Regions from separate parts of the Homo sapiens genome. Here region 2 is linked to region 1. Evidence: chromatin contacts called from ENCODE Hi-C or POLR2A ChIA-PET data. All regions are on one chromosome and are shown on one strand. The core of a region is the stretch at or near the end of the contact, and the rest is flanking DNA. Distances in the headings are between cores, read along the strand shown.

Region 1 (4,890 bases), core at 709-3,208:
GCCTCCTATCGCCATCACTTCTGTAGCCACATCTCCCTCTGTTTTCCTCTTATAAGGACACTTGTGATTACATACAAGGCTCACTCAGACAAGTTCAGGATAATCTCCCCATTTCGAGATCCTTAACTTAATCATCTCTATTAAGTCCCTTTTGCGAGATGAGATAATGTTACAGTAGGTAGGCAGGCAGGGATGAGCAGGAAAAGATAGGGCCCCCACCCCAACCAGGAATGTCAGGTAACCATTAGGTGATGGTCAGGCAGTTGTTAAACTGTCTCTCTAAAATAATAATTAGTCACAGCCAGCACTAAGAAAAGGCAATTTTCCATTAGAAAGAAAACACCTGAAGTGGGTGATCAGCAGGAAGATCTCAGGAGTTGGGTGAGTGGACTTGAGCATGTGCACTAAGAGGCAAAATGGCGGAGTTTAACTGGTATGTGACCTTCCTCTACACCTGACTGGTAAGGGAAGAATGCCTCAAGTGAGCATGCATACAACTTCAGTGAACACACTGTGCATGCAGCCCTTCCCAAGTGCTGGCCAGCCACTGTACATGCGGACAGCCCACCCCAAGGGAAGAATCAGGGGAGAAGGAGTGCAGACCCCGGAAGCATGCTGATATGGTTTGGCCGTGTCCCCACCCAAATCGCATCTTGAATTGTAGCTCCCATAATTCCCACGTGTTGTGGGAGGGACTTGTGGGAGATAATTGAATCGTGGGGGGCAGTTTCCCCCATAATGTTCTCATGGTAGTGAATAAGTCTCATAAGAGCTGATGGTTTTATAAGGGGTTTCCCCTTTCACTTGGCTCTCATTCTCTCTTGCCTGCCACCCTGTAAGACGTGTCTTTCACCTTCTGCCATGAATGTGAGGTCTCCCCAGCCACACAGAACTGTGAGTCCATTAAACCTCTTTTTCTTTATAAAGTATCCAGTCTCAGGTATGTCTTTATCAGCAGTGTGAAAACGGACTAATACATGTGCCAACGTATAAAGCCGCAAGTCACAGATCAAACAGTGCAGTTGAATCGCTCGAGTTGCCTACTTGGCCCTCTTCCAAGTGTACTTTACTTCATTTCATTCCTACTCTAAAACTTTTTAATAAACTTTCACTCCTGCTCAAAAACTTGCTTCTGTCTTTTACTTTCCCTTACGCCCCCTCGTTGAATTTTTTCCTCCGAGAAGGCAAGAATTGAGGTTGATGAGAGAACCTGAACAGAACAGAACAGAGACCTGTTCCGATTTGCTGCTGCCAACAGTAACACTCACACGTTCCAGGGATTAGGATCTGGGTATCTTTGGGGGCCTTTATTCAGCCTACCACAGGAATCAAGTCATAGGGAAGCTTGGTTGGGCCACGCCACACTCAGGGGCCTGCTTCTCTCTGCCTTGGACAATGGCTGTGCCACCAGGGGAGACAAAATGTACCTCTCCTCAAAGGGCTCCAGGGCTGCCCTGTGAGTTGCATTTTGTTTTTCCTGGTGAACTCTTTCTCCTAACCGTTGTCATTTGTCAAAGGCGGCAGGCAATCAAAGTCCTGGCCACATTCATCTTGCCCTCCCTCTCTTCCTCCAGGATGCAGGCCCATGACAGCTATTGCTGCCAGCCCTGGGCCCCCCACAGCCTGACATATGAAGGCTGTGAGGATGCCCAGTTGTTGGACCTGGCTCTGCTCCAGGCTGTCAGCCCTTCCATTAGTAGGAAGCAGGTCAGAGCTCTCTCTAAAGCTTCAAAAACATCGCCCCAGCCGTTGGACAGACCGGCAGTCACTTGAGCCTGTGGTAGGTATCCAAACCTCAGGAAAGTCTGTCTCACACAGGCCTGAGCTGGGCTTCACAGAGGAAGGGCATTATGTCAGTGAAAACAAAATGAAACCGCAGGGTCCTGCTTGGTGGGGCTTTGTTCTGCCAAATCCTTCAGGCTACCCGGCTCTGCCCGAGCCTCCTCCTCACTGTGCCAGGACATTCTTCAGTGACTTTGCAAGAGCAGGACAGCTGGCTTCCGGGGAGTGTGAGAAATGGCTTCAGAGGAGCATCCTCTCTGGAGGGTGGGGGAGAAAGAAAAGGGGAGAGAATTCTCATACCGGGAAGGTGGGAGGTAGTTCTTGTCAGGATCAGGATGAAATTGAGATGTTGCTCTGGCTGTTATTCATGAGTGACTATTTGGGCTAAAGTATTAATTTTTAATAACATGAAGGATGAACATGTTATAACTACCTCTAAGTAAAATCGAGATAGGAAAGAATAACCGCAGATGCTGGGAAATGGCTTTTTAAAACATGCATTTTCTATGGATAAATATAAGTCTGTATGCATTTATCCAATGCCCTCATGTGTGCAGAAATGTGAACATACTTTACTAATTCAGGTTAATTGGGTGAGATGCCTAAGTGAAATGTCTGAATTCATATTTTAATAAAGAAATGCAGTTTTATTATTTTCAAGAGCTTTGAGTAATGGGGCTAACAAGATGTTACCTAGGAGACATATTTATGGATTTATTCTTTAGGTAGAAAAGACTCCAATTTAGAATGCAGCAATTGGAGGGCAACGCTGGCAAATTGAAGGTGTGTTCTGAGTGCAGGTGGGGATGTGTTGGAGGGTTTTGATTCATAGAAAACATTAACTTGTATTAATCATTCTGGACATCAGTGCTGCGGTTTTAGGCACCAGACATAGCCATCCCCGCATGCCTCCCTACACACACACGCACACACACACACACAGGCATGCATGCACTCCATAGCATGTAATTCTGTACCAACCATGACACATCAAAGCAGAAAAAGACCTTTTCAGTCATCTGGTCAACCACTGAACCCATGAGGAGCTGGAGGGGCAGAGAGGTGAGGTGACTTGCCCAGCAGCCCACTAGAGAGTGAAAGAACTAGAATTGGGATGTGCATTCCCACTCCCAGATCAACTCTCTTTCCTCTTTTACTATTGCTTCTGAGGCATCCACAGCCACATTAGGGAAGGGGAGAAAGAAAGAGGGTGAGAGAAGAGAACAGAAGAGGCACAGATTTGGGGAAAGCAATGAATCATCTGACTACGACTTCTAATTGGATTTGGAGTGTTATTCCGTTTGTGCCTGCGCTTCCCTGCTGGGAAGCCAGCCCTGGGTCTCTGGAGCTGATACAGCAGTAACAGCAGCAGTTGCCATTTACTCAGTGTTTGTTCTGTGCCAGACACTCTTCTAAGCACTTGACATGGATTAACTCACTTAATCCTCAGAACAGGCCCTTGAAGTAGGTCCTGTTACTAAGCCCATTACATCTGTGAAGAAACTGAGGCAAGGAGAGATTAAGGGTCTCATCCAAGGTCATAAGTGACAGAGCCAGGACTCAAATCCAAGCCCTCTATCTTCAGAGCCCTCTCTCACCTGGCACTACTCTGCCCTAACCATTTTGCTCTACACTAGACCTCCCAATAAATGGCACAAAATATTAGCCCTTCAGCCACTGGCTGCCCAGGCAAGGACTGGAGTGGCTGGAGCCACTTGGTTAGTTGCAAACAACTTCATTTGTTTGCCCTGGGGTGTCTTATGTTGTATTATTATTTTCTCCGTGTGCCATGGCGTGAGGAATGTTGGAAAGTGCTGCCCTATTCTGTAATGTAGTCACGATGGATGATTCAGTTAGTTTCGTGCTTTCTGGCTAGCTCAGAATAAATTAGCCACAGGTTTAGCCCTGCCGGCTGATGATTTAGCCTCCCAGACTCCGCTCAGTCCTCTGGGAGGCATCTCATAAACACAAGGGAGAGAGGGCAGGAGTGTGTCTGAATCTGCATCAACACCTCACCTGCTAGAAAGGCTGTGGCACATGTGCCCTCTGGGAACAAGTCGGCAGCCTCATCTGCATCTATGGACAGGACTTTCCAATGCAAGGAGAAAGCATCAGGAGCCGGAGTCGCACAGCAGCCTTGATTCCTCTAACCCTGGGTGGCAGTTCCTTTTCAAAACAATGTTGACTTCTCACCCTGACATACAGGGGTGCCTGCATTTTGTATTGGCATTGCAATGTTGTGTTCTTTTGGAGAACTACGTGTTCTGGAGATGTCAGGGTTAGAGGAGTCAGCAATTATGAGCTTATGAGATAATGACACGTGTGTTTAGTGTGATGGCAAATTATACCATAGAAAAAAATTTTGAAGATTCAGAGTGAACTATTTTCCTATATAAACTTACTGCCTCAGGAAAACTGTGGTTAAAATGATAAATTACCAGGAAACTTCAAGTTTCCCCTAGAGAGTCAAAATAAAAATACAAGAAGAGGCATTGTTGAAATAATCCCAAATTGGAAACAGTGATTATTCAATTAAAAATAAGTGTGGTTACACTTTCTATTTATATAGTATCATCTGGCAGTTTTTAGCCTTGAGACTCAAAGAGAAATCTAGTAATCCTAGACTTCAATATCCTCTTCTCCATGAGTTTTGCTATCCTACTCAACATCTAACCTTTTTCCTATAAATCTCCAAAGAAGTAGCTTCATCTCCTCTCCTGTAAATCTACTTCAGCTTTTTTGGGCTTTGTGACCAGAAAGCTCCTTCTAATGTCTATTCTGAATCTTGTTGCTATGATTTAAACCCATAATCTGTTGCCTTGTCCTAGGGAAAAATGGCAGCCACAGTTAATCCTTCACATTCTTAGAGAATATAACAAGGTCAACCCCTGACCTCCTCTTCTCCCTACTTAGCTCCATTTTGGGAGAGGTTTGTCTCTGGGCCCTCTCCAAACCCACATCATAGTGGAGTTCCAGAGTCTGAACCTAAATGCAATGTGGTGGTGAACAGGGTGGTCTCTGTGGGTTCTACCAGTCTCCCTGATTCACTGTTCCATCTGTAGAGACAAGGCTTGGCCAGCCTCCTGGGAGGATAAACTTGTGGTTTCC
Region 2 (5,131 bases), core at 1,038-3,537, 51 kb before region 1:
GTGGCCTCCAAGGAGACCACTTAAGGAGAGATGAATGGATTTGCACAGAACCATCACTGATCTGGAAAACCACTCAAAGCCAGCTGCTATGTCTGAAGACTACACAGTCGTGGTGGTGGGGAAGTGTGATTGCATGGAGAGGGAGTGGGGAGTGATAGTCTCATGGTGGGGTAGTTTGGTCTGTGAAGCATTCTGGGCCTCATAAATGGCGCCTAGTTCAGGAAAATTACCTGACTTACTTTTACCAAATCCATTAATTTTTTAAATTATTATTATTATTGTTTGAGACAGGGTCCCACTCTGTCGCCCAGGCTGGAGTGCAGTGGCGCAGTCTTGGCTCACTGCAACCTCTACCTTCTGGGCTCAAAGCAGTCTCCCATCTCAGTCTCCCAAGTAGCTGGGATTACAGGCATGCACCAACCTGGGCTAATTTTTTTTTTTTTTTGAGATGGAGTCTCGCTCTGTTGCCCAGGCTAGAGTGCCGTGGCGTGGTCTCGGCTCACTGCAACCTCTGCGTCCCAGGTTCAAGCAATTCTCGTGCCTCAGCCTCCTGAGTAGCTGGGATTACAGGTGCATGTGACCACGCCTGGCTAATTTTTGTATTTTTAGCAGAGTCAGGGTTTCACTGTGTTGGCCAGGCTGGTCTCGAACTCCTGACCTCAGGTGATCCGCCCGCCTTCACCTCCCAAAGTCCTGGGATTACAGGGGTGAGCCACCACCCCCGGGCTAATTGTTGTATTTTTAGTAGAGATGGGGTTCCACCATATTGCCCAGGCTGGTCTCAAACTCCTGTACTCAAGGGATCCACCTGCCTTGGCTTCCCAAAGTGCTGGGATTACAGGCCTGAGCCACTGTGCCTGGCTACCAAATCCATTTAAAGTGGGCACAAACCATAATATCCTCATTGTCAGTTTTCAAATGAAAACAGCTTTAAAATATCCCTGAAAACCCCCAATAGGGTCTTCTGTTTATTGCCCACGTGTGTGCGCTGGTATTTCACGTGCTCCTCTATCACTGGTAAGAGCTAAGGTGGTGCAACTCCTCACAGGTGGAGAAAATGAAGCAGAGAAGCTTGTGTGACTCACTTAAGGTCATCTATGTCGGCGCCACTTCTCAGACTCCAGCTGTCCTCATATCCCCAGAAATGCTTTTTCAGGTCAACAGTGCCTTTAAGTCCTTGGATTCCAGCTGGTAATAAATTTTTCCTGCCATTAGTTAATAAAGGAAATAGGGGTTGCCTAGAAGCAAGCAGATATGATTGGGAGGAAGCTGAGGAAACATTCTAGCACCTCTGTTTTATTCTTTGTCTTCAGAGAGAAGATTCTATATCACATACAAGGAAGCAGAGCATTCAGTGACAAGCCCTGACTCTACTGTGGCTGAGTAACCACCCAGTCACTCTGGTTGTTGGTGAAGACTCAGCATTGCCCTGGCACTTTAATCACTGGGGTCCCGGGGGCCCACAGGGCTCAATATCTTACACATGCAGTTCATGTACCAGCTGTTGCAGGAAACAGGTTCTCTGGAGTTTAAAAAAGAAAGGCAATTTCTCTAATTTGGATCAGGCCAGGTAAAATGGTGGCTGAGGCTGTCCCTGTTCTGGGTCTCAGGAACTCAGAGCAGGCGTTCATAGGTCACGAGATTGGCATCAGACAAGAGTAGATAAATAGAAAATTTTTTTCCGGTACAAATACAGGTCTGTGCGGCCCCGTGTCACGTTGTACCTGGTTATATGTGCTGAAGTCTCTGAGCTACTCCCACAGTCAAGCTGGTCACAAATCGGATTGGGCCTCATTTTCACCCTGAAGGAAACTGAGGCTGAGAGTTGCTGAGGCCTGCCCTAAAGGTTGTGGCAAGAGACTCAGCTGGAGGTGAGGTTCCTCTCCTCTAACCTCAACAGGACTCTCCCCACTGGTACGCTACAACAGCTTGGAAGGTAATCGCACTTGTCAGCGTGGGCTTTCCGGAATATGTGCTGCTCATATTCTGGGAAGGGCAGGCAGCGGGGGTGAGGGTGAGACAGGAAATCTTTCTGGAGGCTCTGAAGCCATTCCGGTTTTGGAGCATCCCCAGCAACTCCCACAGAATCAAGCCTTTTAAACTGCCTTTTGGAGAGGTTCGACTGAGAGCAAGGCTGCCTCAATCTGCTTCTGCCCAACTTCCTTTCTGTGAGGCCCCACAAGAGGACTAGAGCAGCGCCCCAGGGAGGATGCGAGGAGAATGGGCTGATTGAGCGATGTGGGCACAGGGCTGGCTGGCTGCCACCGTGCTGTCTGTCAGCAGGCTACAGGGTGGCTTTTCTTCTTGGTTTGCTTGCAGAGCCAGGGAGGCTGGGTGCCAGGGAGAATATTTTCTTTGTTTGGGAAAAGCCGTGTCCATCTGGCTTGCTCTGTAGCCTGTAGCCTCTCGCCTGAGAAGCTTTCCTGCCACTGGACATGGATCCCACTGGCAGGGTCTCTGCTGTGACCGACAGAAGATGCCGGCCCTGGGAGAGGCAACCAGTGAGGGCCCTACACAGAGCATGCCTGCGCCTGGACTGACCCAGCCTTCAGTTCATCCACCCCACAGACATTGGCTCAGGGTCTCCCCTGGTGGAATGTGGACCATGGCCTGTTGTTACAGGCTCAGGTAGATTGTCGACAATGGTGCTCCAGTATTCTCGGCCTGGGGGAGCTTGCATCCTGCATAGCCCCTTAATTTTTGCAGATGAGGACACTGAGACTCAGAGATCTGAAATAGCTTGTCCAAGGTCACACAAGAAAGCCAGGTTCAAGGCCTGGCTCCACCACTGCCTTGTCTTGTGGCCTTGAGCAAGTTCCTTGGCCTTGCTGGGCCTGTTTCCTAATCTCTGAAGGGGGATAAGTACCTAGTCCACAAGGCTAATGTGGGAGTTAAATGAGATGATCCAGCTGAGGGCCTCATCAAAGGCCCTCTGCTCATGGGAGGAGTCCCGTACAGTCCACCTCCATCTCTGAATCTGCATTACCCTTGTTTTATTATTGTCATGCAGTTGGCAACAACCACTACAATCAAATGAAGACCTCGGAAGCCAAGGCTGTGCAGCTGTTGCACAAAGTTCCTCGAAAGTCCCTCTTGCCTTCCATCCTCCCCATGTTCCCACATGGTAGAGATGGCAAGTCTCCTTTCTTTCATTTTACTGATGAGATAAAACTTCAGTCAAAGATGTGTCCTAAACCTGTGCTCTCCACTTCCTGGTTTCCCTGCTCTTTCTGTCTCCACCTGCTGCCAATTAGAATATTCCCACTGGTAGGATATTCCAGCCATGAGGGCGCTGAGTGTGGGAAAGAAGGAATACCCCCTCCCACCCCAAATCAATGGAAATCACCTCAGCATTCTTCTTACTGTTTTCTATTTTTTCTTGGGTTCATCTCCAGGGGCTGCGGGTTGGGGGCTAAGGACTGGGGGTCCTTGACTGACTGCACAGGGCTGGATCTGACGGAGCAGATAGAACGCATTTCCCAGCTCTGGGGCTGTGGCCAGTGACAACTTTAACGGCAAAGAATTACCATCAATTGTGTCCTGTGGCTGAAGGGATTTATGGACATTTTATGTGACTCTATGGACACAGACCCAAGGTTCCAACTGAACAGAGCTGGGAAGAAACACAGTGGCCCTTGTTAAACGGAAAGAATGAGTTTAATGTATACAGGGAGAGGGTAAGGGGTGGCGGTGGGGAGACAGAAGGAAAGGAGGTTCCCCGTGTTAAATATTTACAATTTGGGACTTGGGTCCTGTATTTCCAAAGGTGGTGGCAGGAGGGTGATTTCCGTAATATATTCCTCCCTCAAAACCCACCTTGCATGAGAAACTGCAGCAGGCACAAAATATTGCTCATGAATATTAATCAGTAAACTCCCCCTGCCAGTTGGGAATGGGGGCTGGTACTAAAATACTCCCTCCCCAACCCCCAAAGGCAAACAGCCCCCAAGGAAAACCCTGAAGCCAGCTCCCCAGGCTGACAGCAGAAGTATTCCTGGCCGTGGGGTCAGAGGGCATGGCCAGGGGAGGGGTCAGCTTTGTTTCCACTGTGTGTTGGTGAATGCCAAACCTTTATGGAACTTTGCTAGCTGTGTTTTGGGCTATTTAGCTGCAAAACCAAAAGATTTATTTTTTCCCTCTCTCTCCTTTTGGGTTTTGTCTTCCACTGGCAGCAGTAACATATGCAGGTCTGGAGGCCGTTAAGGCAGGCCAGGCTCTCTCCCATCCGAAGAAAAGAAAAGACAGGTCTTAATTAAAAGAGAACCCAACATTTGTAAAGCCAGCACAAACATTCCCAACATCCACCACCATTGCTTCTGTGATCTTTTCAATAGACAAAGGAAAAATGAGTGGCATGGGAGGCATCTTTCATGATACATTTTATCTGTACAACCTGTTACCTTTTTTTTTTTTTTTTTTTTTTTTTTGAGATGGAGTCTCGCTCTGTCACCCAGGCTGCAGTGCAGTGGCGCCATCTCGGCTCACTGCAAGCTCTGCCTCCCGGGTTCACACCATTCTCCTGCCTCAGCCTCCCAAGTAGCTGGGACTACAGGCACCCACCACCACACCCGGCTAATTTTTTTTTTTATATATATTTAGTAGAGACGGGGTTTCACCGTGTTAGCCAGGGTGGTCTTGATCTCCTCACCTCGTGATCCACCCGCCTCGGCCTCCCAAAGTGCTGGGATTACAGGCGTGAGCCACTGTGCCCAGCCAACCTGTTACCTTTTATAAAACATTTCCACAAGCTCCAGTATCTACTGCTATCTTTGCATCAGTTCTGAGAAGGGGCTTATGGTCCGCTTTTACAGGTGAGAAAACTGAGCCTTTTGACTAACTTCATCAAGATTACAGGGATTTGGAAGAGGCAGAACTAGCACTCCAGCCCAAGTTTCTGTCTCCAATCACAGATATTTTCTCAATAGATCAACTAAGTGATGTAATTAACTTCTCTGGATCTCATTTTTCCAAATCTGTCAAAGAAAGCTGTTGCCTAAGTTCCATTCAAATCTTCTGAAGTATTCTTCCTGGTCCTTTATAACAAACAGTCCATCAAAAGGGTGTCGAAGCATGATAATATGAGAAGGAGTCAAATTGTGTATCTCAGTAGCATTTAGGGTTTTACATTAAG

What was found. A loop is a pair of places that touch in the nucleus more often than their neighbours do. ChIA-PET counts read pairs that join two places held with the same protein, here RNA polymerase II (POLR2A). Pooled maps may share reads with other maps.
Region 2: a loop to region 1 is called in a map of cardiac septum, with 2.1 times the contacts of the local background. The contact joins two enhancer-like sites. A Hi-C loop is called at or near these places in 1 of 168 maps with a recorded cell type or tissue (cardiac septum) and 1 of 50 pooled maps. POLR2A ChIA-PET finds 5 or more read pairs at or near these places in 4 of 52 experiments (H1, Panc1 and WTC11).

The regions. Positions count from the first base shown.
Region 1 is chr2:201,930,924-201,935,813 of GRCh38, reverse strand. No RefSeq gene overlaps it. Among named protein-coding and RNA genes, the nearest start is that of FZD7, 100 kb to the left of the region's middle. Within about 2 kb of position 1,958, at least 3 of the 41 ENCODE cell types and tissues checked have a DNase peak (open chromatin) inside an H3K27ac peak, as active enhancers do.
Region 2 is chr2:201,982,452-201,987,582 of GRCh38, reverse strand. No RefSeq gene overlaps it. Among named protein-coding and RNA genes, the nearest start is that of FZD7, 49 kb to the left of the region's middle. Within about 2 kb of position 2,287, at least 3 of the 41 ENCODE cell types and tissues checked have a DNase peak (open chromatin) inside an H3K27ac peak, as active enhancers do.